Linked DNA regions of Mus musculus: region 1 is linked to region 2. A link is a loop called in an ENCODE intact Hi-C map of the cell type or tissue named here. Cell type or tissue: left cerebral cortex. All regions are shown on one strand. Links, peaks and the distances in the headings refer to the core of each region. The heading gives the core; the rest is flanking DNA. Region 1 has its middle 6.5 kb from the start of Gm32411. Region 2 holds the start of Gpr6 (G protein-coupled receptor 6).

Region 1 (11,485 bases), core at 1,352-9,351, 74 kb before region 2:
AGAGACTTAGTGTCAGAGTTGAGTGTTGACATCAGAGAATAGAACTGTTGCTGGGTGGTGGTGGTGGCGGCGGCGGCACACGCCTTTAATCCCAGCACTTGGGAGACAGAGGCAGACGGATTTCTGAATTCGAGGCCAGCCTGGTCTACAAAGTGAGTTCCAGGACAGCCAGGGCTATACAGAAAAATCCTGTCTCGGGGAAAAACAAAACAAAACAAAACTGTTGATGTTGGAATACTGTTTGTTGTTGGGAAATACACACACACACACACACACACACAGAGAGAGAGAGAGAGGGGGGGGGAGACAGACAGACAGACAGAAGTAAATAAATGATATAGATGATATATAGATGATAGGGATAATAGAGATAGATGAGTGTGTGTATGTGATATTACATCTTGTATGCACATATGTGTATATAAATGATATAGATGATATATAGATGATAGGGATAATAGAGATAGATGAGTGTGTGTATGTGGTATTACATCTTGTATGCACATATGTGTATATACATTAATAATTGAGGATTAGTACTTAGCATGAGTTGGCTTTAACTGGGATATTATAATTTTGTTAATCATTGGAAATTCTATGTTAACATTATTTCTGTTCAAAACTAGGGTCCTTACACAGGACAGAGGTTTATAGCTGCTGTAATAATACATGACTTCCTTCCAAAACTGGAACATAAAAGGTCACCCACTTGATCTTCGGTTGGATTTTTCCCTCTGGGGACCCTTTCTGGAAGCCAGTGCTGTACTGTGGCATACCTCGGCTCCAAGGCAGAGCCACACTGTGATGCTCAACTGCTAATTGTCTCAGATGAGCCCAACTATCAAGTTATCTCTGCTGGATCCCTGCCATATGAATAAAGACACTTCCAGATGTTTTCAGTCCCAGATGTTTGAGACCTGCCAACCTTTTAGACTCTTATCTCAGGGCCCCCAGAATTCTGGAAACATGCCACCCTGTTGGTCCTTATGCTTAGTGTTTGACCCACAAAACAGTTGAATATAATCCTGTGGCTGTTAACTTTACGCTATGTACTTGGGGTAGTGCTTCTTTTTTTCTTCTAGCCAGCAATAGTAACTAGAACATTGTGTCTTCAGCACTGAATAATGACCAGCTGCTTAAAACTCTTTTTTATATTTTGAGTGAGCCTATATATTGCCAAGACTATTATATTGAAAATCTATATAAAAACTCTGTTGTCATGGGGATGGAGAGACGGCTCAATGGTTAAGAACACTTGTTGCTTTTGAAGAGGACCAGAGTTTAGTTCCTAGCACCCAAGTCCGGTGATTCACAACCACTTTTAAGTCCACTTCTAGGGAATTTGATGCCTTCTTAACACCTCTATGGGAACTCACACACAAGTGTATATACATGCACAGAGATGCACACACATACATTTGGAATTAGATAGTCATAATTCTGTGGACTGTTAAGTAATGAAAGAGCATTGATTTTTTTTTTTAGCATAAAACTTATGGTTACTTAGAACACAGGAAAAAATGTATGGCAATTGCTTGTTCTGCAAAACACATCTTTTTATTCTCAGTGAATTTCAAGACTTCAGTCAAAGGTATTCAGGCATTAATTTCGATGGCTAAGTTGTCACCTCTTGCCTCCAACTCAATGCTCTACACTCCTCTGATTCCAGATCTTTTGAGGAAGGGGCATAAGGGACAGGGAAAAATACTAGCTCTATCTGCTGCTGTCCTGCCTTGGTTTCATGTCTGTTTGGCAGGCATGCTTGGGTCCTCATGGGTCACGTGTATCACACGCTTGAGGGTTTGTAAGAGGTTTCCCTCAGCATAATTACATCAAATAAAAGTGCAGTCCTGTGGCTACCACACCCTTGCAATCCACCTGTGTTACAGAAGCCACTAGGCTTCCTACCAGTTCCATCTTTGCACAGATATTTTCCTTCTGGATAGGGGCCAGAACAAACTTAGCTCTCCTCTGTGGCATCCACTTGGCTGCAGGCAATTCTCGCATCTTTAGCCTAATAAAGAGGTGGTGGTGGGGCATCAGTAAGTGCCTCCTTTCTTTGCCCTGCTAACTCTAACCCGTCCTCCTTTTCTGTTCACAGTGGGTTCAAAATGCAATGTTAAAGCAAACGGCCAGAGAAAAGAGGCCTCTCTCCTAGCACAGCACTGGGTCTTTCTGTACCTTGGGTGTTGGGTGGATAGACTGGTGTGGGATATAGATAAAGGTGACAGAAGCAGGCGACAGGGGCAAAATGCTGGGGTTGGGGTATTTGGAGCACTGACCATGGGTAGGGGGGAAGCAGGTTTGAGAGCCACTGTTCTTTAGTCCTGATAAGTAGACAATAAGAAAAATTCTTACATTCTGATTAAACAATTATGGGCTGTTCTCTGCAAAAGAATTAAATGCAGTTATTTAAAATCCAAAGACCACTTAGTAGGAAGTAATTATTGATATATATTTTATGATATGTTGCTAAAAGAAACTGAAACCATGTAACACCACATTTGTAAGACACATACTGTGTTTTTAAAAAGCACGGAAAAGAATCATTAGAATATTCACCATCTCATCCTTCCCCCAGAGAGATGGAGTCCTGGGTGATTTCTCTTCTTCACTGTGCTTTTTATGGTTTTTAAATTTCTATGATGAGCAAATTACTTTGATATAATAAATACAAAAGATTGCTTCTAAAATATGAAATTGTCTGTGGGTGTGTGGCCCACACACCCACCCCCTCATGCAAATATTCTTTTTCCATGTTAACTTTGAGTTTTAGGAAGGGAATAGCAGAGCTATTCTCCTTCCATGCAAATGAAGGAGCAGAACTGAAAGACTGGTGCCAAACTCCGAAGCCAACAAGAGGTGGCAATGAGCGTTCAGCATCAGGAAGGCCACGGAGCTCATGTTAGGTAGCATCCTTCGCATGAGTTCCCAGAAGAGTCGCTGAAGCTGTGAGCTGCACTGGGCTCACACCTTCGAACCACATGACGGCATTCATAAAGCCTTACTGATGCCTGGGAAGCAAGACTTTAAAACCGTCACTGATTAGGGAGCAGGGGGAGAGGGGAGGGGGTAGGGGATTTTCAGAGGGGAAACTAGGAAAGGGGATAACATTTGAAATGTAAATTAAAAATATCTAATAAAAAATAATTTAAAAAAACCAACAGTGACTCCAATGTGCAGCATGTGTTAGGAATATCTGCTCAAGAGGAGAGCTCACGGACAAGCCCGACTTTTCTGTCTTCCAGAATCTTCTCTGGGACTTCCCAAGTCTTTACCTCTGCCATGGCTATGAAAGCAAATGCTTCTAAGACTGTAAACTAGAACTGGCGTCAGAGGAGGCAGAGATTGGGGTTCTGGGCAATGTTCTAATCGAATAACCCCAGCAAGAGGTTCATGCTCACCTTAGAATCTTAGAGCTAAGGTCTTTACATGTGTAGTGAGGCTGAGATCGAGTCGTGCTGGGTTATGATAGACCTTAAAGCCAGTGATGGGTGACAAGGAAGAAGGACCCATGAAGGTGGATGCAGAAGCGAGAGTGACTCATCGTCAAGCTGGAGAAAATACAATCAGGCACCTTCCTGTCGCTGTGACCAAACCTGCTAGAAAATATTGAAGGAAAAAGGATTGAGTTTGGCTCTTGAGTTCAAAGGGCTCAGTCCCATGGCAGGGAAGACCCAGCAGGGCCCCTCACTCTAAAACAAGGCAGGCCAGGGAAGCTGCCTTTCTCCTTTGCCCCCTTCGACTCTGTCTATCCCCACCCATGGTATAGTTCTGTTTAGACTCAGGGAGGGCACTTCCCCCTCAGTTAACTCCCTTTGGTTGAGCCTGAGCCACTCTCCTAGACGCACCCAGAGGTGTAGGTCAGTGTCCTTGGTGATTCTAAACTCTTGTCAAGTTGACAAGGAAAATCAAATATGACCAACACCAAAGTATTCTCCTCCCAGATACTGACAGTTGTCAGAAGCTTCTCCCTGCCTGAGAGCAGCATGGAGATTCACTGGGGAAAGGAAACTTACCACCCACCTCCCACCCTGCCTGCTTACCTCCCTCTGCCTCTCCGCCCTGCTAAAAGCTGGAACTGGAAACCTTCATGAGCCTGCAGATGCCAGAACAAACTGGGAACCACCTCAAGCTGGCTCTCTCTGACTCTAAGACTCTGAAGTGTCTATACCCTTCCTCTGGTCATGCTAATATTCCTGGCTCTTTGTTAAGACGCCATTAATGGCAGGGCAGCTTGAGAGAAGTGTATGTTCCAAAGAGAGTTGCTTCTCCTCCGTGTGACAGACATGACACATTTTATTAAAACTTCTTTTTTTTTTCATACTAATGTATTTTTGCCAACAGAACTCAGTTCCCACTACAAACCTGTAAGGACTAAGGAAATAAATTTTATTCAATTTTTCAGAGCCAAAAATGGAAGGATAAAAGATGTCACATTGCATCCCCTTTGAACTAAGTGATTAAGGCAGCCTTAGAAAACGGGCAGAGGCCCTTTCTGGATTTTACTGTAGAAGTGGCTGAACCTCTCCATCTGAGGGGAGGGCACCCCTCCACACAGCTCTTTCCTGGACCTCAAAGGACTCCCCATGAGTACCCAGTGTTGCTTGTACCCACCAGAAAACAAAAACACATCTTAGATAATATGTCAATTTTCTTCCAATTATGTACACACAGGACCTATTTGATCAGCAAGGCAGGGGGGAACCCACTATACATTTTGTTCTGTTGCTTTTCCTGGCTCAGTTGGGAGACCTTTCTTATTAGCTTCACTCTCCTGGTAACTAATGAGCCTTGCCGGTCTTTGAAAGGCAATTACTTCTAAGTAAAACAAGGCACTTCTCACAAAGTCAAGAAAAGCTGCACATACTATAAACAAGCCACATTGTGAGTAGGAGTTTGCTGTTTCTACTTCAGTCTAAAAACCATCAGGAGTCTGTTTAGCAGCAACAGGGAGAACTGAGGAGGGCCTGTGTACGTGGCCATTGGCTTCATCCTCTGGCGTTCCAGTGAGGAGCGCCAACTGCACGAACCACATTCTGTCTAATGGAATTGATGATTCTTATATGACATGGATCTAGGAAAGGAACTGCAGAGTCCTTCAGAAACCCTACAGGGGAGGTAACTGGGAAACCTGAGATGAGACAGAGCAGAAGCCCAATACAAAAGCAGGTGTGAGGCCAGGAGGACCCAGGGAACTGCAGTACAGCTAACACCTCTCTTCTCCACTGACAGGCACAAGAGTAGAAATAGTAAAACAAGTAGGGCATGACCCAGTGAATGAAAAACCTAAGGGAGAGTCCTCAGGGAAAGAGAAGTGTCTCAGAATAGAATAGAATAGAATAGAATAGAATAGACCAGACAATAGAAGATGCTGGTGGGCCTGCTGGCAATCTCAGCAGGAGCCTGAGTTGGGAGATCTGTGTGGGCTGCAAGACCTTGTCAGGAAAAAAGTCAGAGGGCAGGGGGCAAGAAGTCTGATGGAAACTGCTTGAGAAAGTGAAGCCTGGGTCACTTGCCCATGGCAAGGAGCTGAAGAGCCACCCCTCAGCAGTATCCAGAAAAGCTGCGGCACAGCACAGGAGAGCAAAGTGCTCCCTGAGAGGGAAGACTGAACCTCTTTGTCTCCTACCTCTGGGATTCTGGTAGCAGGGATAGCCCTCAGGCAGGAGGCTGCTGGGCTTTCTCTGGAGAAAAGAACTAGTACCAGGGCAAAGGTATCCAGATAATGACAGGTGGGGATCTGAAGGGAGGGAAAGAAAGAGAGAGAGAGAGAGAGAGAGAGAGAGAGAGAGAGAGAGAGAGAGAGAGAGAGAGAGGGGAAGAGGGAGGGAGAGGAGGGGGGAGGAAAGAAGAAGGGAGGGAGGGAGAGAGGAAGGGAAGGAAAGCTCCTGAATCACCCTACAAGTCGCTACCCTAAGCCCACGTATTGGGAGCACCTTAAACCTGGCCCCCACGTGCGCAGTGTACATTAATTTTCAATTTAATGAGTAGCCCAAGTGTCTGCTACTACACGTGTGTACACACCCCCCCACACACACACACACATACACAGAGCACATGTCAAAATAGACAGCAAGAAACCAACTCAGCAGAATAAGAAAATAAATAACAAAATAAAGTGCATGCAAACCTCGTGGGTCATAGCCATGGTGAGTGAAAGCGTCTTCGAGAAGTTTACTGTTAGGAAAGAAAACCAGGGCAACAGGGGCTCTTCTTTTGTTGCTACCCAGCCCATTGAAGTGGACTCAGACGAAGGAGGGAGAGGAGAAAGAAGAGGAAGAAGAAGAGGAAGGGGAAAGGGAAGAGGAAAGAATGTTGGCAGAACATTCTAAATGGGGTATTAAAATATACTAAGAATGGAAGGTCAGGTTTGCTGGCATGCCCTTGATCGCAGCACTCAGGAGGCAGAGGCAGGAGGATCTTTGTGAGTTCAAGGACAGCCTGGTCTGCATAGTGTGTACAAGCCAAAAAAAAAAAAAAAAAAAGAATAGAAACAAACAATTAAATTTATTAATGATATTGAACTAAGTGGAAAATGACATCTGTGGGAACTTCTGATTCTTTGTGGTAAGCTCTTAGGGTAAGCCCTGCAGGCTGTGCAGGAAGGAGCACAAGGTGGCTGTCTTAGTTAGGGTTTTACTGCTGAGAGCAGACACCATGACCAAGGCAAGTCTTATAAAAACAACATTTAATTGGGGCTGGCTTACAGGTTCAGAAGTTCAGTCCATTATCATCAAGGTGGGAGCATGGCAGTATCCAGGCAGGCATGGCACAGGCAGAGCTGAGAGTTCTACATCTTCACCCAAAGGCTGCTAGTGGAAGACTGACTTCCGGGCAACTAGGGTGAGGGTCTTAAGCCCACACCCACAATGACACACCTACTCCAACAAGGCCACATCTCCAAATGGTGCCACTCTCTGGTCCAAGAATATACAAATCATCACAGTGGCTTAGAGAGATTTTCCTGGAGACTAGACCTACCTATTATCTGCCTTTCCTCTGCTGGCCTCTAGGAGAGAGGAGTCTTGTCTAATGAGGCACTGGGGTTTAGATGCTTGGCCCAGAATGGCCCTTGCCTGCTAGCTTCCAGACCTTAGCCACAGTCTCTAACTCAATCTCACTCAGAGATAAGTATTCTTGCCTTTACCTTGTCATCTTATCTTATAGTTCCCTCCCTTTCCACCCCCTTTTTGAGAAAGGGTCTATTATAGCCCAGACTGGCCTTAGCTCCCCAGGTAGCCAAGGGTAGCCTTGAACTTCTGATCTCCTTCCTCTGGCCCCCAAGTGCCAAGATTATAGACATTTACCACCACACCCACTGTATGGGGTGCTGAATTTCAAAGCCAGAGCTTCATGCATGCCAGACAAACACATTACCAATCGAGCTACATCCCGGCTTAATCTTTTCTCTCTTTATTTTTAACATTGTTCCAAGCTAAGCTACAAAGTATGGCATTTGGGACCTTTTCAGAAACCCCAATTATGTGTTTGAAACGCTAAATATAACTCAGAATTGTTGGAGCAAAGGCTATGTAGAGAGTACAGTGAGAAAAATTGTATCAGAAAACACCAGGAGATAGGAGATGCTACCTTCCCCAGGAGAGGGTGGAACAGGAGCAACAGTACCCCTTGCAACCCTACTAAGCGCTTTGTTCCATTATGCAGTTAGAAGGATGGGTTGGAGAATTGCTACCAAAGGCAGGGGACAGACTAGGATGTGGCCAGGACCTTAACAAGGATCAAGGCAGGGGAGGGATGGAGTTCAGTTGGGGCTAACAGTGGAATTGTAGGTTTGGAAGAGACGATGAAGGACATAGGAGCTGAGGGTGACCCCTCCGTTTCTGACTCAGAAACTGCATAGAAAAAACTCTTTCCTCGGGGATCCTGCAGCTTTTCTGGATGTCGCACAGTGGCACAGCCAAGGGACAAGGTCACCAGGACACCAACTTGGAATCCGGGTTTCTGCTACCCCACTGACTGCCTCCTGGCGGAAGCTCCCCAGTCCCAATACAATCTTCAATTTGTATTTAACCAGTGTTTCCATGAGTGTTTCCATGAGCCATAATTTTTTTTAAGCAGAATTTCAGCATGACCAATATGTCCTTGAAAACACATTTCTTCATAGAAGGTTGGTCCTCAGTGTTTCTGTGGTGACACTGTTGCCAGTCAGCAGTGTCCTTCTTTCTACAATTGAGACATCATCTGTGGAGGAGATTCGCATACACGGACGGGTCTCATCCTGTTCAGTTGCTACTATGAGGTTGGGAAATGTGGATTTGCAAACCAATTCAGTCTGTTGGCTTTCTAGTTTAAGGAGCAATTGTTCTCTGTGTCATCTACTTACCTGCTACAACGTGAATTAATGAAAAATGTTTCCTCTGTTGTAATCTACCATGATTGCTATTCATTTTGATGCCCAAATGGTCTCAGACTTGGACAACGGAATCACTTTTGGGTGTCTCTTGTATTCTGGAAATATAATCCCATCGACGGAGGGACCTTTATTTTAAAAATGAGATATTCTTTAGCTTTGCTGCTGCCCATCCATTGGATCAGATCTGTCTCCAAGTCCTGGTTCGTTCTGGTGAGAAAGGGTGTGCAGAGAGAAAGATGTGCTCATGGCTCCGGGGTGTCATGGCTATGTCAGTGTCCAGAGCCAAGAGTGGCCACTAATCCCGGGATTCAGTTTCTCTTTCCTGAGAAATCCTTAATCCTCTAAAACATAAAACCATTTGCTTTTGTGCTAAGTCCCACGATAACAATGTACAAAATAATTCCAGAATTGCTGTGCACGGACTCCCACTTCAGATCTATTGTCTATTAACCCAATCACAGTTGAGGAGCAGAACAACAGAGGCTGGGTGTTTTCTTTAAAAGAGTTATTTAGTTATTTAGATTTGAGAGCACAGTGCTAAGACATCTGCTTGGCTCTGGTGAGGGCTGACGGCTATATCACAGAGTGGTGAATGTGATCGCGGGAGCACGTATGAGAGGGGGATCGCATGGAGAGGCGGGAAGCCAGAGAGTCAGGAGCCAACCTTGCTCATTTTATGCAATTCCCTCTCCTGGGGACAAACTCATTCTTCAAGAAAAGCGACAATCCATTCTGAGGGCGATTTCTTCCATGACTTGATCACCGTACACGATGCCTCCTCTCCTCTCCAACACATGTGCCTTTGGGAGACACACTCAAAACAGACCCAACCCACATGCTCATCATGTTAGACTTCAGTTTCTGTTTGTGGCTAACAGGATGGTGTCTCTCTGTAGTGCTGGTGCTCAGAAGGCTAAGGCAGAAGATTATAAGTTTAAGCCAACTAGAGCTACTGTCAGACCCTGTCTCAAAGAAAACAAGAGACAGGGACACAGCTTAGTGGTAGAGTGCATCCCGAGTATGTACAAAGCCCTGGGCTCTATCCCCATCAATATAAAAAAAGTAAAAAAAAAATTTGTATATCTTTTTTACACGTTTTAAGATTATTCAACATTTATTTTACTGAGTATTCATTGTACTGAGACCTTGAGGTCTAATTTTTTTATGAAATTGGAGACTAAATAATAAAGCATTAATTATTATTATTATTATTATTATTATTATGATTATTAAGTTTACAACATGGTAAAGTATATAATTTTGCTAAAACACTGGTTAATAACTATTTTCAGTTTAATAGTGGCATAAGACATTAAGATGTTGACAAATGTGTATGTTTAAAAAGGTGATATACTACTTAAATATTTGTGAGGAATTAATAATTTATACTGATCTCCCTATAAAAAGGGCATAAAGTAGGGCATTCAAAATTACCTGCATTTGTCTCTAATTTTTTCCTCAATGTGATTATATTATTTTTTGAAACTCATTTGCTTTTGTTTAAATTCAACTTCCATTGGCATTCACATGCATGTTTATAAGTAAGCAAACTATTAGAACATTTCTAAAAAATCAAAATTAGATTAAATATTATGGACTGAGAAGTTTGACTCCATCCTACATCTTCCTTTCCACCTTTCCAGTGTTGGTAACTGATTTCGCTAGCTTCTCATTATCCTTTCTGCATCTCTGTTTGAAAGACACATCCGCACACCACAGACAGGCCCTAAGTGATACAGGTCAGAGGTTGAGGGTTGAGACCGGTCACTCTTGACAGAGCCGTGAGCCTTGGAGACAAGGAAAAATACATACAAAGAAAGAGACAAACCAAACACAAGGCTTCCCGTGACAGAAGCTGAGTTTAATGACAATCAAGAATCGTCTTCTGCCCTCCCCTGGTCATTCCCCTATTGCTTGAGTACCAAGAAGACATGATGTGATGCCCAGGGAAAGGGCGGGACCTGTGCAATCAGACTTGCTGTCTAACCCTGTGACTGGGCAAGTTAGTTATCTTGCTGTGAAGAACACATAGTAGCATCTGCCTAGTTAGTTGTTTAAGAAATTAAAAGTGCTTAATAAAGCACTTGCTATACTTTACATGTTAGTTCTGTTTAAACACAGGACCCCCCCTCCCCCAGCTACATTTTAATTTTAGGCGAACAAATACTTTATACCATAAATATATGCAAACTTTGGTGTAAACTTGCACAATATTATCTTAAACATACAAAATTATCTTATTGTTTTTCTGTAATCCAGAGATTAGAAAGGTTTGGGTTATGAATACTACCTTTTTGCCTATTATTTTTCCCTTACAAAACTGCATGGAGACTTAGTTGTTCAGAGGAAACAGTATTGTCCTGTTCATTGCCTTGAGACCATCAGTGAACTCTGAGTGAGTGGCTCCTGGAGAAAGGACTGGAATGGCTAACTGCGTACCCAGAGCACCAGACTCTCTTTTTGCCAATAGCTTCAACCTCCCTACCACTGCTGGCTAAAGCTGCTAATGAGCAGTAAAATCGACCGGTCTCACCTCTTCTCCTAGCAAGGGCTCGCCTCTAGGGGAAGTGCTAATGAGCCCTGACACAGCATCAGCAGGAGATCAAGGAGGAGAAGGAAGAGTCCTGAATTATCCACTCACTGTCACTGAATATTCTAGAACCAGTAACTAGACTAGACCTGCCATCCTCGCTCCGCCTTCCATAGGCTCAGACCAGAAAGGCATTCAGTGACTCACATTGATTTGCCCAATTGTGGGAAGGAAGGAGACTCTCTCTTCAGAGTCCCTCTCCTTGCCTGTCCCTCCTTATCAGTCTTCTTTCTCTAGCCCAGCAGGTTGGATAATGGCTATTTGAGAAATGTTGAGCATATTGGAAATATACAAAATAACAGAATTAAAACCATGAAGGTTGGAAAGGCTCTTCAGACAGGTCAAACTCAAGCTTTGTTACATCTGTGTCAGTGTATGCGTGCGTGCGTGCGTGCGTGTGTGTGTGTGTGTGTGTGTGTGTGTGTATACACTTTGAAAAAGATGTGGTAGGACATGAGCCAGGCTGTGACATATTTTCCCACAGGCTGATGGGATGGGGAAGAAGCAGGGACACGCTG
Region 2 (11,485 bases), core at 1,973-9,972:
TGCCATGGGGAAATGGGGTGGGGGGGGTAGGAGAAGGAAAGAGAAAGAAAGAGAGAGAAAAAGGTTTGCTTGCACAGAGAGAAGAGAAGAGAGAGAGAGAAAAAGACCAAAATGTTTGGATTATATAAGAAGGAGCCTCTGGGGGAAAGGCTGCTCAGACCCTGGGCTGGAAAGTTCAGGGTTGGGGACAATATATGCCAGGTAGGGAGAATCTGGAGGCCAGGTCTGCTTTGGTAAAATATGCACCTCAGTTCCTTATCCCCGGTTAGAAATAAAGAAGACATTGAAAATAAAACTCACCCGTCTCAACATACATCCTCAGAGAATCATACTCCATTCAACATCCTAGACCTGGACTCAGTGATCTTTTGTGACTTCTGCCTTTTCTAGGAGTTGCCTTTCTCAATAAACAGTCTCAAATATCCCATCCAACAGTTTCTATCTCCCTGACCTGTCAGGACAAGGACCAGAAGCCACCAGATAAACCTTAGACTTTCCAGGAAAGAACTGAATTGCTTGCCTCTAAGAACCAGCTCTCTCCCTCTCCTTCTCCCTCTCCCTTACCTCTCTTTCATTTGTGTGTGTGTGTGTGTGTGTGTGTGTGTGTGTGTGTGTGTGTGTGTGTGTGACTGCAGATGTCCAGAGGTGAGGCAGATCAGCTACAGTTTTGTAAGATTCTAAAGTTTGTCTAAGTGAAGCTCTGATCTTATTAAACCAATCACTTGCAAAGACTTGAGCACTGAGTGGGTACACCTTGCAAGTGGCCAGGAGTGGCCAACGTTTACTACTTCCTGGCGAGGCAATTCTTCTAGACTGAGATTGAATCAAGTGTCAGCCTTCAGCATGGTACAGAAAGGAAGGTGAATGTAGGAAACTAAAGATCTGCAGAAAAGCTTTTGGTTAGTGGGAAAAACCAGAAACTACACTCATGGAGTGACTTGTGGCTGGCTTGCTGCCAAAACTCCTTTCTTGCACCCATTATGAACTGCGTGGTGCTGTCTCAGAACTCACTGTACACTTACCTGGAAGGGGAAGCACATGATTGTCTCCACGATTATTCTCAGACTTGGCTCTACAGGTTGCAAATAAAATTTCTAGGCATCAAATAAAATGCATAGGCATCACTTCAGATCAAATAAATCAATCCCTGGGCAAGAAGTCCAGAGACAGGGGGCTGGGAAGGTGCAGCTTTCCAGGTAGTTCTGACGCACAGTGAGGGTTGAGAGCCACTGAAATAGACTGAGATGAGAAAGATGCTAAGGGGACAAGAGGGGAGGGGGGAATGACAGATGAGACAGACAGAGCAAATTTGCCCATGTTCACACTGGGGAGTGCTGGACTGTGAAGAAGCAGAGGCTACAGTGGGCCTGTCACTGGATTGCTTATAACAATGCTAAACTATGACTGCAAGTAAGGAATCAAAATTCAAGGACTCCCAAAATGTAACCAGGATAAGACAAGCTGGTACCTGAATAATATACTTTGTTACGTACTTTTATCAAGCCCAAAGAATTCACAGGATGAAAACGGACTCAAGGTAGTTCAAAGCTAGGAAGTTTTGTGGTGGAGACATAAAGGGAAGTTTCAAGGCTCCCAGGATGCTGGCTAGACAGACACACAGAACCAGAAGCCAGCCACTTCTTCATGGCTGAGGTCACACCTCACACAGCTTGCTCTTGCTCACTTGTTCACGTCCAACTCTGCTCCTCTCACAGGTCAGTTTGATTTTTTCGTGCCACCTAGCTTGCTCTGGCTGTGCACTCTGTCTAAGGTCCAATGTGAGTGCTCCAACCCTGGCTGATTATCACACATAAGGTCCAGAGCCAGCACCGAATGGCCATTGTTATGTCATCTTCAGGTCAAAGTTTCAAGAGAAAAGATTTTGGTCACCAGTCAAGCAAAGGATGGGTGATCCATGCTCCTCCGATCTGCTGTATGGGACAAGGGGTGGACTGTAGTGGAACATGGTGTGTTATTTACAGGCTGAACATTCTAGTAGACCCTTGCAAGAGCAGGATCTTGTGTATGATCAATAGGTAAGGTAGACAATTAATTATATCTAATATACACACATATAATAACTATAACATTTTTTCTTTCCTATCTATCTCCCAAAAGATGAGATGGGGAGAGAGAGAGTTAAAAGAATGTGTCCTATCTGGTCTCAGACCTACGTCTAAGAAAGAACTCCATGACCTAAAGGCAGTTCACCAACCTTCCTCTGCAGTCATGAATCATATCTCATGAGCCATCTTACCCTGATAGTGGCTTGAATACAATTGGCCCTCATGGATTCATATATTTGAATGCTTAGGGAGTGACATTAGGTTGTGCGGCCTTGCTGAAAGTGTGTCCTTCTCCAGCACCCTGCTTCCTGCCATGATGACAATGGACTAATCTCCAAAACTGTAAGCCAGCCCCAATTAAATGTTTTCCTTATAAGAGTTGCCATGCCAAAACAAAGTCAATGAGATGATAACCAATAATATTCAGCTATACTCTCAGATTGATGCCTAACTCAGTTGTCAGAGAGGTTTCATCCAGCAACTGATGGAATCAGATGCAGAGACCCACCACCAACAAACATTAGGTGGAGTTCAAAAATTCGTGCTGAAGAGGGGGCTGTGAGGATCAGAGGAGCCAGAGGGTCAAGGAATTCCACAAGAAAACCCACAAAATCAACAAACCTGGACTCATAGGGGCTCACTGAGATTTAATTAATAATCAGGGAGCCTGCATGGGTCTAACCTAGGCCCTCAGGATATCTGTTATAGTTGTGTGGTGTGGTGTTTTTGTGGGACTCCTAACAGAAGGAGCAGGGACTATTTCTGATGCTTTTGCCTGCTTTTGGGTCCCTTGTCCTCGTGCTTGGTTGCCTCGCCCAGCCTTAATATGAGAGGAGGTGCCTAATCTTAGTGAAACTTGATGTGCCACGTTTGGTTGATATCCCTGGGAGGTCTGCCCTTTTCTGAAGAGAAACAGGGGAGTGGATGGGGAGGGAGGAGGTGGAAGGGAGAAGGAGGAGGTGAGGGACAGAGGGGTAAGGTTAGCTCAGATCCATTCTCTGTAGGCTGGCTGTGAAACTGTAACAGACTTGAACCTCTCCTGCCAGGCATGTGCATCTTTTGGCATTGCAACAGTGTTATCATTTATGATGTTCATGCTTAAGAACCACGTGATCAAGCTCCAAGGGGAAAAAAATCTCACACACACACACACACACTCATAATAAGATTTTGTGTTGGCCTGGCCACGAGTGAGGATTTGAGCCTGTACCAGACAGAATCATTTGCAAACTTTGCAGTCATCGTGCTACGGCAGCGGTTTGACAGTTCAGTCGACAGCTCTGAAGCAAAGTTCTTGGCACTGACATGACAGTCTTCCACTGAAACTCAGAAATGTGAAGCTTCACTGAGTTTTATGTTCATGACAATGGTGGAATGTGTTAAGTCTCAAAACCCCCCAAATGGTGGGTAAATTCATGCATAGCCCAGCATTGGCTGTTGCCATGAAGAACTGGGCATTCTTAGGCATGAGCCATCTCCCAGGTAAGTTCAGGTGCACTGAGGCAGGAGCAGGGGTGGTTTGGGAGGTCCTGTCTATAAAGTAGCCAACACAAGCATCCCTATGCTCCCCCAGACTATGGGCCTGCTGAGTCTCAGTCTCTCTCTCTCTCTCTCTCTCTCTCTCTCTCTCTCTCTCTCTCTCTCTCCCTCCTTTCCTTTCCCCCCTCCTTTATATGCACTGGCTGGGAGGAGGCAAGAAGCACCTACAATGTATGTTGCTTTTTTTTCATGTAATGTGTGAAGGCCACAGCAGTGGCCCCAGTCCAGCCTTGTAATAGCAGTGTGTATTCATTTCTTTTAGAGCCTCTTACAGAGTCAGCTGCGTTAGCTTTTGGCCCAAGTACAGCTATTGGAGATTCTGTCTCGTTACAAAGGAAAGAGACAAATACTTGCATTTTTACTGACAAACCAAAACACCTTTGAACCAAAAGGGTGATTTATCTGGGCTGAAAATAAAACCCGTGCCTACTGAAGTCTTGTGCAGCTGACTTATCACTATTTTGGTCCTATAATTTGTTTTATAAGGTAGTAATTAGCAGGGCAAAGTCTGTTGCCAGGAAAGTAAATCACATTTTGCTGTTTTCTTCTTTTCTAACAAGACACAGACCTTGTCTTCAGTTAAAGAGCAGTTGCAAGGGCACCAGCAAGAAGGGCAGAGATCAGATAGTGGTGGAACCTGCAGGGGAGGGCTCAGAAAGATGACGGGGACGGGGACGGTGGGGGGGGGGGAGGATTCCTCGGGTAAATCTCTGGAAAAAGAAACGGTTTCCAGTCTTGTCCTTTTATCTTGTCTTTTTTCTCGGCTCTGTGTTTCTTCCCTGGCTATAGCCAAGTGGCACAAACGCTATAAACACTCTTACAAAGAGAACTTCTCTCTCTCTCTCTCCTTTACAGATGCCCCAACCGCCCCTTCTCCGTGGCTTCTTCGTTTCAGTGGTCCTTGGCTCTGGCCTTTGCTATGTGGCTTATTGTCACTCACCCCTCGCCTTCCTTTTCCAGCTCACCCTCTTTCGCCTGGCCTCAGGCTCTCTTCAATCCTTTCTCTCTCTCTCCTCTCAGCCCCATCCCATTCCTGGAGGTATCTGGACTGGTAGAGACTCTGGCTTCTCCTTCCTTCTGGATCTCTCTGAAATGTTTCTGTGAGGGGTGGGGAAATGTCAAGAAGGATTGGCCTGGCGGGTGTGGCTAGTAATGCACTGAAACCAGAACCCAGAGCCTGACGTCACCGGACCCCGCCTGTCAATCTCGGGCAGGCGCGCAGCTCGCAGCTCGCAGCCTGCCATCTCTGCCACTGCCTCTCACTCGCAGCGAAGGTGGCTCAGCGACAGGCGACCAGTACTTTCCTCTTTGACGCGGGGCAGCCTTCTGCAGGCAGCTGCTCGGACCGCGCAGGGAGGATAGCCAGGCACACAGCCGCGGAGCGCATGACCAGAGACTCCCGGGATCCCTGACTCCCCAGGTGAGCAGCGGGCTCCTAAGGGTACTTTGAGCTTCTGGGGAAGGCGAGGGGGTAAAAGGCAGTCCTGGAGTGAGTCCGTCCAGGAGTCAAAGAATTGGAGCAAGGCTTGACCACTGCACCTTAGCAGATTCCCCCCTTAGCCTTTCAATCCCCAGTTCCAGACCTGGGGTCTCTGGCTCTCAAACTTCTCTTTCAGGACCGCGGACAGCGGCTTTGCCCAGCTCAGGCTTGCAAAGAGATGACTCTCTAGGTTGATTTGTTTTAGGGTGTTCATGCATGCTAGTGCGTAGTGGAATCTATCTATGCACCTCTGCCAAAGCTCAGAAACCCCGTATATTCCGTTCATTCATTCACTCAACAGGTGCTTATTTATTGGGGTTCTCACTTTTCCCCCACTTCCCCCACTGCGCTCCGTGCGTGTTCCTGAGGTGAGATAAGCAATTTAAGTGAAGCAGTTAGAGCGGGGAAAGTTCATCGGTAGCTTGGGCAGTGCACCTGACAATCTGCGGTCCCTTTTGTGCAGGGAGCAACATCTAGCGGCGATGAACGCTAGCGCCGCCGCGCTCAACGAGTCCCAAGTGGTGGCAGTAGCGGCCGAGGGAGCGGCAGCTGCGGCTACAGCAGCAGGGGCACCGGACACCGGCGAATGGGGACCCCCAGCAGCATCCGCAGCGCTGGGAGGCGGCGGCGGACCTAACGGGTCACTGGAGCTGTCTTCTCAGCTGCCAGCAGGGCCCTCGGGACTACTGCTTTCGGCAGTGAATCCCTGGGATGTGCTGCTGTGCGTGTCGGGAACTGTGATCGCAGGCGAAAATGCGCTGGTGGTGGCGCTCATCGCGTCCACTCCCGCGCTGCGCACGCCCATGTTTGTGCTCGTGGGTAGTCTGGCCACTGCTGACCTGTTGGCGGGCTGTGGCCTCATCTTACACTTCGTGTTCCAGTACGTGGTGCCCTCGGAGACTGTGAGCCTGCTCATGGTGGGCTTCCTGGTGGCGTCCTTTGCCGCCTCAGTCAGCAGCCTGCTTGCTATCACAGTTGACCGTTACCTGTCTTTGTACAACGCGCTCACCTACTACTCGCGCCGGACCCTGTTGGGCGTGCACCTCTTGCTAGCAGCCACCTGGACAGTGTCCCTCGGGTTGGGGTTGCTGCCTGTTCTAGGCTGGAACTGCTTGGCCGACCGCACGTCCTGCAGCGTGGTGCGCCCCCTGACACGCAGCCATGTGGCGTTGCTCTCTACTTCCTTCTTCGTGGTCTTTGGCATCATGCTGCACTTGTACGTGCGCATCTGCCAGGTGGTCTGGCGCCACGCCCACCAGATCGCTTTGCAACAGCATTGCCTAGCACCGCCCCACTTAGCAGCCACCAGAAAGGGAGTGGGAACTTTGGCCGTGGTGCTAGGCACTTTTGGGGCCAGCTGGCTGCCCTTCGCCATCTATTGTGTGGTGGGTAGCCAAGAGGACCCGGCCATCTACACTTATGCCACCCTGTTGCCTGCCACCTATAACTCCATGATCAATCCCATCATCTATGCCTTCCGCAACCAGGAGATCCAGCGTGCCTTGTGGCTCCTGTTCTGTGGCTGTTTCCAATCCAAAGTGCCCTTCCGCTCCAGGTCCCCCAGTGAGGTCTGAAGGGCTCCTCGTGTTCCCTCACAAACACCACAAACCCAACATGCCAGCCTTTGGTGAGCGTCAAGGTGCCTGCTGATGAACTCTTGAGGTGTCAGTGGTGCAAATCTGACTCTGCTGGAGCAAAGGGACTGAACGTGAACGCAACGAACTGACTCAGACAAAGAGGCTTGTTGGCATTTTACATATACAGTGTATACATGTGTACATATATATACAAATCTTTGTATCTTCTGAGGTGTTCAGGACCTGGAGCTTCCTGTTCTGTGAAAACCAAACAAAATGTGGTTGTATACTCAATCGTACATCACATTTGTCAAGTGAAGACATTCCAATACTGCTTAATAATAGCACTTTATTTTTAGCTGCTGAAATGCCAAGACAGTGTTGCCATCCCCAAGAGCAGGAGAAAGGGAGTCTAAGATGTATTTTTGTTGTATGTGATAGAGTATTTTGCTGCACATGCATCGTAAACTACAACATATTTTGTACACAAATAAACACATTATAAAAATATAATCTTGGCTATGTGGTGGATTTTGGAATTAATTGGAAGCTGAATTGTGAGTGTGTTTGTAAAAAGTCTATTACATATCTATCATCTCCTTCCAGGGATAGCCACATGAAATACCAGATCCGGATCATGGGGTAGGGTAGAGTCATGGAGGGAGTAGCATTCACATATGGCATTCCCAGAACATGAAAAGGCCTGGTTGTTACTGTGCAAGCTAATGTGCTCCCTTGGAGACCAGGTTGGGAGAACATGTTTCAGAGGTCAAAACAATTCAAGTCACATAGGTACAGCTGTAAACTCTGAAGCCACAACTTCCCAGTGAAGCTTTACAAATATGGCAAGGTTATCAACATGGCTTGTTCAGACTGTTGCTAGCCAGGTCTGGTAGCCAGGTATAGTGCCTAATAAAATGAATAGAATTCTACTAAAGAAGGATTCCCAGATCTTCACGAGTTAACTGAAGTGTGTCCCTATGTCCCTTCTACAGAACATCATCTTCCAAACATGCATTAAGACCTTAAACAAGCAAACATTCCTCTTTATCAATAGGTCATGAGAATCAATGCTAAATGGGGCAGGGCTACTGTGAGCCCATATGAAGAAATATGTCCACAAACACATACATATTTGGGAGGTTAAGGAAATATGCACATGTGCATTTGTGCATGGATTTTGTATTTATTGGGTGCTTATTGTATGTTGGGCACAATTCTGAGCCTGGGGATATGGAAATAAAATTAAAAACAAGAAAAAAAATCCCTCCATATTCATGGCATTATATTCTAGTGGCGCGACTGGCCTGAAAGTACCTAGTTTTATTTTGAGATAAATGCCTAGGAAAAAGATAAAGGGGCGGGGGGGGGGAGACAGCGGAGTGTGCTCCAGTGGTGGGGGGTAACGGGGGAGTTGCTGGGGGAGGTAGCATTTAGGAGGTAACCGAAATGGAATGTGGTGTGAGAGGTGTTAGAATGTAAGGGGACAGCTTTCTGGGCCAAGGGAGCAGCAAATGCAGAGGTTTCAGGCCAGGATGTAACTGTCAAGTTCAAAGAGACCCAAGGTGAACAGCTGTATGAACTGAGCAGGGGTGGGGAAGGTCCAAGGGCAGCGTGGGCAGGGCTGAGAGGTGGCATCTTCTCCTTTAAACGTTTTGGAGGACCCTGGTTTTTCACTGAGTGGTAAGACAGCGATTCAATGCCACTTGTATTTTTTAAAGAATTACTCAGAGTGGGGATGGAGGGCAGAGAAATGGGGAGAGAGGAGGGGGTCCCAAATACAAACCTGATATTTGGTAAATTAACCAAAAACAAACAAACAAAACACAAAATAAAACAAAAAAAAAACAACAACAAAAGAACAACCTAAAAATTCCTTTGGTTGTTCCACTGAAAATTAAGTCAGGTGGTGCTTTAAGTGCACCCACCAACAAGGGAATAGTTCTTGTCATATCAAAAGATCCTGCAAGAAACAACCAATATAGCAAAGAATAAGCATAGTTACCACCATCATCACCACCACCACCACCAACAACAACAAAGTTTTAAAACAAAAAGAGTATTCACAGCCAGGAGTGATGACACATAGCTTTAGTCTCAGCACTTGGGAAGCAGAGGCAGGCAGATTTCTGAGTTTGAGACCAACCTGGTCTACAGAGTGAGCTCCAGGGTGGCCAGAGTTACACAGAGAAACCTTGTCTCAAAAAAAAAAAAAAAAAGAAAAGAAAAGAAGAGAAGAGAAGAGAAGAGAAGAGAAGAGAAGAGAAGAGAAGAGAAAAGAAAAGAAAAGAAAAGAAAAGAAAAGAAAAGAAGAGAGAAGGAAGGAAGGAAAGAAAGAGGGAAAGAAAGGAAAGAAAAGAAATTGTCTCTAGAGTTAGACTAGAGACAGCAGATGGACGCCCATGGCTGTACTCCCCTGAAAATGATGGTAGCTTTAGGCACAGAAGCAATGGTAAAAATGGTGAATCATGGTTCTGGAAATATAGTAAGGTATAGATGAGGCATGAGAGAAAACTTTACATTGAGCCAGAGAGCAAATGGGCACCACTGATATCAAAGAAACAATAAGGAGGGGAGCCATGCTACATATGATGATTGTCTGTCAACTTGACCAGACATTCAGTTATGCAGATAACTGGTCAAACATTCTGAGTAACGTTTTACTGAAGAGGATTTGGGGTGAGACTAACATCTAGATGGGTAGACAGTGAATGAAGCTGACACCCTTATGTATGCAGACACCTCAGTCAGTCACAGCATGGCCTGTCTTCTGACTCCATTGCTAACACTGGGGCTTTCTGGCTCTCCTGCAGATGGCCTTGAGACAGAAACCACGCCAGGTTCCTCAGGTCCCAAGTGCACTAACCTGCTCTGCACATTCTGGGTGTGCTAGTTCCCACAGTCACACAGGTCCCTTCCCTATAATAAATTCCTCACACTTGTATGCCCATCTGTTCTCATATCTCATGCCCAGTGTGTCAACAAAGCCTACTGACTTCCCTTCTTAGGGTGCACACATCTTGTTGGTTCTTTAGTCCGTGTCCTTGGAAAACCCCAATCCAGGAAGGGCAGGAGCTTTAAAATTATTTCTGGACTCCCAAATAGAGAGCACATGTGGCAATTTGTCTATTTCATAAACACTCCTATAGCACTTTCTATAAATCAGTCATTGATCTAAACATGTGACAAATATCTAAATTAATCACTGCACCAATTCTGGATTGATGAACTCCCAGCAAGAAACAAATAGCATGGTCTAACCAAGGAATGAAGTGGGGTTTAATAATGGGTCTCTTTCTAAAGGTGAAAATGGTCAAATAAATCCAACAAAGGTTCCAAGGCTCCTTCCCCCACCCCCCACCCCCCGCCACAGCTCACTAACAGAGCTGCCAAGGGAATGAAAAGAAAGCAGATTCTAGATCCAAGAGAAAGTGCTGTAGAGTAGGGGCCTCTGTCATGTGAACCTTAGAAAGAAAGGCAGACCCTATCAACCCAGAGTCAAATATGGAGAGAGCTGGGACAGTTAATTACTGGGTCACCATCTCTTGGCTCCATCTCTTGACAATGACTTTTATTAATTAAACTTTACCAGAACACAGAGAGCAAGAAAGACAACCAGCTCTGATGTAAGGCACAAAGTCCGTTTCCCTGGAGTAGTTGAGGTGGAATGAAACAGATCTGCAAATGAGAACAGAACAGTTATCACCATCACTGTGAGATAGGTACTTGGTTTATGCCCACTTTACAGATGAGGAAATGGAGGCACAGAAAGGTTACCTATACATGTCAGGAGTTTGGGAGCTGACAAAAATATGGAACTTACCAACATAATGATGGTATTTAAGTTATAGGTCTGGATAGGGTCGTCTTGGGAGTATCTGTTGTGTGAGTTTCCCAGAGGAGATGAGAAAAAATGTTTACTCCATCCAGATAGGGCACTAATGAGAGACCCTAAGAAATGATTCCATTAAAGTCTAACTAAGAAAAACAATAGTTTATTGGCTTACTCGTGGGAGTGTGGGTGAGGGGTTACTTATAGGCCCATCGGCATAGGTTACAACTCACAAAAGCTGTTCCTCAACCTGCATGTAGATTGACAGGCCAGGAAAGTCTCCTACTCTTAGTAGCCTTTTCTACTTATATAACCTCAGAGATAGAGGGACCTTATGAACCTTGAAAGTTTCAGGAACTTCCTGAGACTTGGGAGTTGTTTGCTGGCTGAGTCTTAAGGACCCACCCTCCAAGATGGAAAGTTTCATTGTGGAGGACACCACTATATAAAACTGTTGGACCGAAAAGAGGGTCAAGGACCAAAGTGTTCATAAACCAAAAGACAGGGAGGGTCAAACAAAGGGAGGAGAGAGAGGTAAGAAGAAACAGAGTTCTCCCAAGAAAGAAGGAAACCATGCCCCAGGAAGGAGTTGTTAGCAAAGGAGTAAAATAGGGTCTTAAGAAATGATTTGAAATCTTATTATGGGCTGCTGCTGAACTCACTCCTCAGGACAGGCAGAGGAGAAGGAGTCTGTCTGTAGAAGGCCCAGGAGAAAATTCACTAGTGATCCAGACTCGAGCAGCTCCCAGCAGCAGGGTGACCTTTTCAATACTGGAACACCCTGTGCTTTATGCATGTAGACTTTCACGATGCCCATAAACTTAGATATGGGAAGATTAGAGTTATTGCTCATTCATCACGTTAAAATTTTCTAAAGCTCTAACCCTTGTGGACTCTCCAGTGTTGTCACTCATAGTTTGAAGCCCCTCTACCCCTTCACAACTAGAATGTGTTGGAGTGCGCTGAAACACAAGAACTAGCTGTCAGCATC

The links. Peaks named below come from ENCODE experiments on the same cell type or tissue, not always from the same donor. Only the 100,000 strongest peaks of a DNase experiment are listed, where the experiment ranks them.
Region 1: it touches region 2 in a loop (2.2-fold over the local background); 4 of 42 quality-filtered maps call a loop at or near these places.

Annotation. Positions count from the first base shown.
Region 1 is chr10:41,138,919-41,150,403 of GRCm38, reverse strand. No RefSeq gene overlaps it. Among named protein-coding and RNA genes, the nearest start is that of Gm32411, 6.5 kb to the right of the region's middle. In left cerebral cortex, for the core only: no CTCF peak of the experiment used is centred there; DNase peaks (open chromatin) are centred at 2,881, 3,490, 4,066 and 4,916.
Region 2 is chr10:41,065,667-41,077,151 of GRCm38, reverse strand. It overlaps Gpr6 (G protein-coupled receptor 6), which reads left to right and starts at 4,862. Exons shown (of 2, transcript NM_199058.2): 1 at 4,862-5,025; 2 at 5,549-7,175. The coding sequence starts at 5,568. The coding sequence ends at 6,659. In left cerebral cortex, for the core only: CTCF peaks have their summits at 4,710 and 5,573; DNase peaks (open chromatin) are centred at 4,799, 5,667 and 6,269; H3K4me3 peaks cover 1,859 bases; H3K27ac peaks cover 233 bases.